Regions from separate parts of the Homo sapiens genome. Here regions 1 and 3 are each linked to region 2. A link is a contact called in ENCODE Hi-C or POLR2A ChIA-PET data. All regions are on one chromosome and are shown on one strand. Each heading gives the region's core, a stretch centred on a gene start or an enhancer-like site at or near the end of the contact. The rest is flanking DNA. Distances are from core to core; before and after follow the strand shown.

Evidence for each region. A loop is a pair of places that touch in the nucleus more often than their neighbours do. ChIA-PET counts read pairs that join two places held with the same protein, here RNA polymerase II (POLR2A). Pooled maps may share reads with other maps.
Region 1: a pooled map shows a loop between it and region 2 (2.3-fold over the local background). The contact joins the enhancer-like site here to the promoter of IVD in region 2. A Hi-C loop is called at or near these places in 7 of 50 pooled maps. POLR2A ChIA-PET finds 5 or more read pairs at or near these places in 7 of 52 experiments (A549, HEK293T, WTC11 and 3 more).
Region 3: a pooled map shows a loop between it and region 2 (3-fold over the local background). The contact joins the enhancer-like site here to the promoter of IVD in region 2. A Hi-C loop is called at or near these places in 7 of 50 pooled maps. POLR2A ChIA-PET finds 5 or more read pairs at or near these places in 7 of 52 experiments (CD4-positive, alpha-beta T cell, WTC11, activated CD8-positive, alpha-beta T cell and 3 more).

Annotation. Positions count from the first base shown.
Region 1 is chr15:40,510,485-40,513,184 of GRCh38, forward strand. No RefSeq gene overlaps it. Among named protein-coding and RNA genes, the nearest start is that of CHST14, 41 kb to the left of the region's middle. RefSeq lists a silencer at 1,120-1,329. Within about 2 kb of position 1,252, at least 15 of the 41 ENCODE cell types and tissues checked have a DNase peak (open chromatin) inside an H3K27ac peak, as active enhancers do.
Region 2 is chr15:40,404,027-40,407,066 of GRCh38, forward strand. IVD (isovaleryl-CoA dehydrogenase) reads left to right here and starts at 1,769. Exons shown (of 12, transcript NM_002225.5): 1 at 1,769-1,945. The coding sequence starts at 1,802. RefSeq lists an enhancer at 2,974-3,040.
Region 3 is chr15:40,492,282-40,494,981 of GRCh38, forward strand. No RefSeq gene overlaps it. Among named protein-coding and RNA genes, the nearest start is that of CHST14, 23 kb to the left of the region's middle. Within about 2 kb of position 1,335, at least 2 of the 41 ENCODE cell types and tissues checked have a DNase peak (open chromatin) inside an H3K27ac peak, as active enhancers do; they include CD4-positive, alpha-beta T cell, where a contact is called at or near this core.

The sequences.
Region 1 (2,700 bases), core at 2-2,501, 110 kb after region 2:
TTTGAGTGCTGGTTCTGTCACTTATTACATGTGATACTGGAGGAGTTACTTAACCTCCCCAGGCTTCTGTTTCCTCGTCTGTAAAATGGGAATGATATCTACCTCCTGGATTTCTGGGCAAGTTGGATGAGAAAAGCTATGTGTTTCAGAAATAAAAACTGTTGCTGACCTCTGCAGACTGTGGATGCTGGCGATGCAAGTACTCGTTGAGCAGGCTGTCTTGTGTGGGTGACAGTGTGTATTCCCACGAGCAGTCTTGGAGAGGCAGGACCCGGGTGATCTTCTTAGGGAAAGGGGAGAGATGGAGAGTCCAGAGGAAGATCCTGGAGGGAGCACTTGGGGCTGGGCAAGATTCAGAGACTGCTCAGAGAAAGGGTCCATGAGAAACAGCCAAAAAGGAAAACAAGGGAGAGATGTTTAATGGAAAGAAATGCTTCACCCTATTGTTGTATGTATGAAAAATCTCCTCTTTCCTTGGTCTCCTCTATAAGCCTTCAATAAAATCCACCTGTGTAGGTGGCTTCTTTTGGGAGGAGTGAGAGCATTGGTAAACCCTGCTTCGAGGATTCCTTAGGGAGGAAAGGTAGGTTGCAAAACACCCACATCTGAGTTACTTCTGTAATGTGCCTTGCACAGTCCTAGGTTCAGGGTATGTGCGTAATAAGTGACAGACATTTTACGTCGTGTTACATGTGTGCACACATTCTGGTAAAAACTTGCCTCACTCCACGCCGCAGGCTCATGTCAGCGGCCCAGCACGAGTGTTTCTATGACAACCATGGCGTCTCTACGCCTTCAAGGTGGGCGCTCGTGAATGGGGATGTGGGTATAGTGGGTTCCAGTTCCGCCAGTAGACCAGCAAATCCTCCCTCTTTTGGCAAATTATTCTCTTCCACTCGCCACTTAGTTCACGCTGGTTGTAGGCGCCAGGCAGTGAACCGCGTCTCCGCTCTTCTGTCCCGCAGCGATCGCGCAGGTCCAGGGCCCGCTCCAGGGCACCTGGCCACGGTGGCTCCTAACCCTGGCAGATAACAGGCCTCTGTGCGCTCCGCTTGACCCCAGCGCGGCCCCAAGCTCCGAGGCGGGCTGGGGGCGTCCTCACTGCGCGCCCTCTGATCATGGCTCTGGCCTCACGCCTCTAGCCGCCGCGTAAGAGCCGAGGAGCGCGCAGGGGCAGGTTCCCTGGCCGGACGCTCCCTCCCCAGGGCCCGGGTCAGGGTCAAGGTCTCGGCTCTGCTCGTACGCAGCACCGCCCCTTGGCGCAGAGCCTGCGGGAATGTGCGGGCCGCCCCAGCGCCGACCTCGCGCAGCCGGTTCTGCCGCCGCCTCCAGGGCGGAGACTGGCTGCCCGCTTGGACTAGGCGGCGGGGCGGAGCGGAGGCCGCGGTCTGGGCGTCCGCGCGGTGCGGACTGTATGTGCCTCCCACGATGGCCCGTGGGGCCTGCGCTCTGCCCGATCAGATGGAAAAGAACGTTTTAGATTGAAGTTTTAAGACGACTCTCCCGATGCCGCTTGAACTGGGTACAGGTGTGTGTAAAAACAGGGTCACAGGCTCAGTGCATTCAGTGATGATGCAACTGTGGCTGAGCGCCAAGCCCTCCGGCAGGCAACGCCGGACAGGCAGCCCTCCAAACCCACAGAGGAGCGCGACCCCTCCCCATGTCTGCACCCCACCCGCCTCTGCCCTCCTCTCTGCTCCCCAAACCTCTACTTTGGGGATAAGTATTAACTCTCCTGGCTCTGACATCCCACCTGATGAATGTCCCTCTGCAAGGATCTGGGGTTGCCCTACACGTGTTTGGGCCCTCTTTTTTCGGGCCTCTGGCTTTAGCCATAGACCTTGGTCTTTGTCCTGCTTTCTCCTCTGCCTCACCATCACCCTGTTTTCCGTATGACCCAATCTCCTTCCAACACCCCAGTCCCTTCATCAGCAGCCCCAATCCTGATGCCTGAGCAACTTCATTAAAAGTAACTACCATCCACCATCAGCCCAGGATCACTCAGCTCCTTCAGCTGTAACCCTAGAATTCAACTCTCATAGCTATCCTCGCCTTCATTTCTTAGACTTCACAATTCTGTGGTTATTTCTGTCTCTCTATTCCCCATGCTCACTAATCTCCATCCTTAACATGCCCCCACATGCTGCCCTCCAGCTTTTTTGTCTCCATGGTCCCTGACTCAGACCTTCCCTCCTGAGTGGGGCCCCCACCTCCCTTGAATCTGGGATCACTGGCCCAGCCCAGCACAGAATCTTCTCCTGATGTTGGCCTGATGGAGTTTGTGTGTCCTGCTGGTGTCCGCATGTTGAGACTCCAGCTGCTGCCCTGCTCCAGGCCCCAATCCCAGCCTGCATCCTCATGTGTGCTCCCAAACCGGTCAGTGGAGTCCAGAGACTTGGCAGGACCCTCTTCTGTCCAGCAGGCCTGCCACAGTCTACAGAACAAATTCCAGTTCCTGCTGCTTCTGCTGAAGGAATTGGAATCCCATTTCTTTTTCTTTTTCTTCTGTGTTTGTTTTTGTTGTTGTTGTTGTTGTTGTTGTTTTTGAGACAGTCTTGCTCTGACACCCAGGCTGGAGTGCAGTGGTACCATCTAGGCTCACTGCAACCTCTGTCTGCTGGGTTCAAGCAATTCTCATGCCTCAGCCTCCCAAGTAGCTGGAATTACAGGCGGGTGCCACCATGCCCAGCTAAATTTTTT
Region 2 (3,040 bases), core at 519-3,018:
CCTGAGATGAGTTGTTCAAGAGCATTGACTTGGCTGGGTTCCGTGGCTCATGCCTGTAATCCTAGCACTTTGGGAGGCCAAGACAGGAGGATCACATGAGCCCAGGAGTTCAAGATCAGCTTGGGCAACATAGTGAGACTGCCCACCCCCACCCCGGCCCCATCTCTAATTAATTAATTAAATTTTAAAAATAACATTGACACAACATGGAGGAGGAAAATAGAGCAAGTGGAGAGGGGATAGAGACTTAATTCCATCAGCTCCCCTCTTTCCCCTCACCACTCTTCCTTTCCCTGTGTCCCGAACCCGTGTTTCTAAGTCCTGACTGCTATTATTCTGGTGTATTAAATACATACTATTTACTATTTAATACATCTTTTGTTGTTGTTTGTTTTCTCAAATTTTTTGTGGAGACAGGGTCTCCCTATGTTGCACAGGATGGTCTTGGACTCCTGGCCTCGAGCGATCTTCCCACCTAAGCTCCCAAAGTCCTAGGATTACAGGCATGAGCAACCATGCCCAGCCTATTTAATACATCTTATTTAATATATAGTATAATACGTAAATATGTACTATTTAATATTTAACACATATTAAATACAAATGGTCCCCAACTTACAATAGTTCAACTTAAGATTTTTCAACTTTATGATGGTGTGAAAGTGATAGACATTGAATAGAAACTGTACAATATTCAATAAATGATATCTAACACTGTCTTATAAAATATGCTTTGTGTTACATGATTGTGCCGTTATAAGCTATTATAAGTGTTCCAAGTACGTTTAAGGTCCACTAGTCTAAGCTATGATGTTTGGTAGGTTAGGTGTTTTTTTGTTTTCTGTTTTGAGACGGAGTGTCACTCTTGTTGCCCAGGCTGGAGTGCAATGGCGTGATCTCAGCTCACCGCAACCTCCACCTCCCGGGTTCAAGCGATTCTCCTGCCTCAACCTCCTGAGTAGCTGGGATTACAGGCATGCACCACCACGCCCAGCTAATTTTTGTATTTGTAGTAGAGACAGGATTTCTCCATGTTGGCCAGGCTGGTCTAAAACTCTCCGCCTCAGGTGACTCACCCGCCTCGGCCTCCCAAAGTGCTGGGATTACAGGTGTGAGCCATCATGCCCGGCCTAAGTGTATTTTCAAAGTGCATTTTTGACTTACAATATTTTCCATTTATGATGGGTTTATCGAGAAGTAACCCCACTGTAAATCGAGGCGCATCTCCAATCTAGAAGGCAGCTACTCCTTAATAACCCCTTTCCCATAAAACATGAATCTAAATCTACAAACCTTGTTATATAATAAAGCAAGATGTACTCTGTTATGATCAGTGTGCACGTTAGAGCAAGCACTACTTTTCCGATCTTAATTATTCCAGAGATGCTTGACCAATTTACTGGGTACGTGGGCAGTTTTCTGATTGCTGTTTCCACACTCTGCTTTCCCACAGAGAGATTTCCGCAGTTAGGGGCTGCTATTTCAACGCAGGGAGATAAAAAGAAAAAAACACTTGCTCTTCTACCCCGCTAAAAACACTCATCCTAGGGAGCACGCCAGCATTTGCAGCGTTCGGGGCAGGGCCACTCGGCCTGCGGCCGTTGCACTGGCTGGAAGCTGGCAGGCGATCACGGTTGATTGGCTCGGGTGCGGTCCAAGGGCAGCAACGCCTTCGGCGGGCCGCCTAGGGTGATTGGCTGCTGCAGCCCACCCCCTAGCCGGTTTGGTGGGCGGCGAAGCCTGGATTGGTGGAGCTAAGAGCTGGCTCAGTTTCAGCGCTGGCTCTTCGTGCATGGCAGAGATGGCGACTGCGACTCGGCTGCTGGGGTGGCGTGTGGCGAGCTGGAGGCTGCGGCCGCCGCTTGCCGGCTTCGTTTCCCAGCGGGCCCACTCGCTTTTGCCCGTGGACGATGCAATCAATGGGCTAAGCGAGGAGCAGAGGCAGGTGAGGAGACTGACCCCCTTCCTGGCCCCAAGGCCTCCTTCCTGCCTGGTCCCCAAGGCCTCCTTCCTGCCTGGTCCCCATCGGCCCAGCGCCCACCCAGCCTTGGCTTTTGCCCGTGGGCCGTTGGGAGCGCCAGCGCGGGGGCGGGACGCGGGGCCTCCGACCTCGGGTCCAGTCCTCTGACCTCGGCCTCACGTCTGTGGAGTGAAGATTTGAGACCGTGGGACAGTACTGCTGGAAGTAGAGAGGAGGAGTCGAGGCTGGGAGAGCTCCTGAGAGACTGATGGTGTTTTGGTGGAGGATTGGCCAGGCTACCTACCGCTTGTGGCACAAGGGCCCTCAATCTGTATGTAGTTCACTTACACCTGAACAGGCTGAGGTATGCTTCTCACACCTGGGTGGTCATCGTAATCACCAGGGAGTCTTTTTTGTATAAACAGTTTGGGGGTTTTAAAAAGCCACAGTGAGCTCTCCTGTCGCTCTTCAGCCCATTGGGTCAAAACACAAAAGTTGAACAAGTACTTGAAAGAAGTAGTTGGAGGCCAGGCGCCGTGGCTCACACCTGTAATCCTAGCACTTTGGGAGGCCGAGGTGGGAGGATTGTTTGAGCTCAGGGGTTTGAGATCAGCCTAAGCAACATAGCCAGACCCCCATCTCATAAAAAATAGAAAAGAAGACGAAGTAGTATTTACAAATGGAGCAGAACCAGAGTCCTTCCTGAGGTTTCACTTGGAGGCTGGATGGAGTTGGCGGAGGTATGAGCCTCCCAGCAACTCCGTAGTTTATGTTTATAGCCAGCGAGCGCTCAGAGCTTCCGTGAACCACCTCAAGTGGAAAGGGTTCAATCCCTATTCTCAAGCTTTCCTGGCAAGAGGAGTTTCTTTTCTTTTTTCTTTTTTTTTTTTTTTTGAGACGGAGTTTCACTCTTGTTGCCCAGGCTGGAGTGTAATGGCGCGATCTCCGCTCACCACAACGTCCGCCTCCCGGGTTCAAGTGATTCTCCTGCCTCAGCCTCCCAGGTAGCTGGGATTACAGGCATGCACCACCACGCCCGGCTAATTTTGTGTTTTTAGTAGAGACGGAGTTTCTCCATGT
Region 3 (2,700 bases), core at 85-2,584, 88 kb after region 2:
AGAACCCTGACTAAAACAAACTGGGTCCCACTCTGTCACCCAGGCTGGAGTGCAGTGACACAGTCTCGACTCACTGTATCCCTGACCTCTTAGGCTCAAGCAGTCCTCCCACCTCATCCTCCCAAGTAGCTGGGATCACAGGTACATGCCACCATGCCTGGCTTATTATTATTATTATTATTATTATTTAATTTTGGGCCAGGCACGGTGGCTCATGCCTGTAATCCCAGCACTTCGGGAGGCTGAGGCAGGTGGATCACTTGAGTCCAGGAGTTCGAGACCGGCCTAGGAAATATGGCAAAACCTGGTCTCTACCAAAAAAAAAAAAAAAAAAAAAAAAATATATATATATATATATATATATATATATATTCAGACATGTTGGCTGGAATATGTGGTCCCAGCTAGCTACTCAGGAGACTCAGGTGGGAGGATTGTTTGAACCTGGGAAATGGAGGTTCCAGTGAGCCAAGATCACCATTGTACTCCAGCCTGGGCGACAGTGAGAAGGCCTTTGCTCAAAAAAAATTTTTTTTTGTAGAGAAAAGGTCTTGCTATGTTGCTTGGGTGGGTCTCGAACTCCTGGGTTCAAGTATCCTCCCACCTCGGCCTCCCAAAGTTGAGATCACATGTGTGAGCCACCCCTGGTGTGTTTCTTAAACCCAAAGAGGAGCTTACAGATAGGGAGAAGCAAATACCTGATGTATGAATATAGATAGCTGTCACTGTCAAATAACTGTCTCTGAAAACCCTTCCCTTTAATATATGCTCAGCCTATGAGTACATATGTTTCAAGCATGCCCAAAGCCGTTTTTAAGTACCAACGCTCTTAGTGCAAGGCATTGCTGCTGTCAATATGATGTACCAGTGAGATACTTGCCTTAATGAACACCAATTTGAAAGTTTCAAACACTCTCTATTCTGCTGACATGTATTTCAACTTTTCAGGATCTGCTTTCTAGGTAAAAAGGATAAAATAAAAGGAGGGGTGCCTGCCGCCGAAACCGAAACTTCAGATATCAGCAATTAGGGTTAGGAGATTTTTGGTATATGCACACAGATAAAAGAAGTGTGCTGATGACTATTCAGTACCAAGTGAATGTTGTCAGTGTCTTCAAATGGGTCAAAATGTCTCAAGTATTGAGATCCAGAATGAAATAATCTCCTGCTTCTAACATGATCAGGTATCAAAGTGTGGGTTTTAGTGTGTTTCAGTCCCCAAATCTCCCATTCCCTCGTAGTTCTCATTTGTGGATTGAATGAATGCCGCATGCTTGTGTTTCCATAGCAGACCTTGCCTTGTGGTTTTGAAGTGGTCTCCGTGCTGTTTGAAGTGCCACAGGCAATGGTGGCAAGAACTGGGTGCTGATACATGCTGTGAGTCAGTAGTTCTGATGAAACATCCATCACTGTGATTAGTCTCTTTTTCTGCCACTTCCTGTTCCTAGTAGATCAAAGGGCTAAAAATGCCCCTGTATCAGTAATTGTCTACCAAACCATCTGTACATATAGATCATGCTGTTTAGGTTTGCAGGTATGTACCCAAAATGAAGAACATTTGTCTTGTTGATGTCAGGATATATGTAGCAGTCCTACCAGAATCAGTGCTCCACAGATTCATCAAGAGGGGCACCAATTCTATTTTAGTATGTGGGTTTCCTATTGACAAACAGTGGCTCTTTTTCCATTGAAATATGTTATTCGCCTCAGTGAATCCTAATACAGTGGTTTCAACGTCACAATTGCGTGTGCTAATAGAATACCCAAGCTTCTAGAAAGAGTTATTTATATGCATTGTCTCCATTTCTGAACTTCCTATTCATTCCTCCACTCCAGCCCCCGTCACTCCATAGAATCATTTTCCCCACAGTCATCAGTGACCTCTGTCTCACTGGATTCAGTGGGTATCCTCAGGCTTCTTTCTTGACCTCCCAGCAGGATTCAGTCCTGAGAATCACACTCTCTCTGCTGAAACACCCTCCTCCCTTAGCTTTCTGGACAGCCCTCTCTGCTAGTGTTACTCTTCACTCTCTGACCCCTGCCTACTCTTCTGGCTCTTTTGTGGGTTATTTCCTACATTCAGTCACTGAATGTTGAGGCTTGTCAAGGTCTTCCCCAGTCCTCTTTCTCTTACAGTATGTTTTCTCCCAACTCTCTCATTCTTGCCCAATGTTTCCTTTTTCTCCTCTTTTTTAGAGATGGGGTCTCACTTTGCCACCCAGGCTGGAGTGCAGAGGTACAATAATAGCTCACTGGAGTCTCCAACTCCTGGCCTCAAGCAGTCCTTCCTCGGCCTCCTGAGTATTGGGACCACAGGTGTGCATCACCACACCCGGCTAATTTTCTTTTTCTTTCATTCTTTTTTTTTTTTTAAGAAATGGGGTCTTGCTTGGTTTCCCAGGCTGGTGTCAAACTCCTGGCTTCAACCAATCCTCCTGCCTCAGCTTCCCAGAAAGTGTTGGAATTACAAGTGTGAGCCACCATGCCTGGCCAAATGCCTGATGTTTCAAGTACCATACATGCCAGTGATCTCAAATACAGATCCCTAGCCCAGGGCTCACCCTCTGTGTTACAGAGTCATGTATCCAGATGCTAATTAGCACCACCATTTAGGCATCTCAAAGGTACTTACAATTAGACATGTTCAAAATTCATGCTTTTCTCCCCAAGAAAAATGAGGAGAAGAAGAAGTGTGTTAGT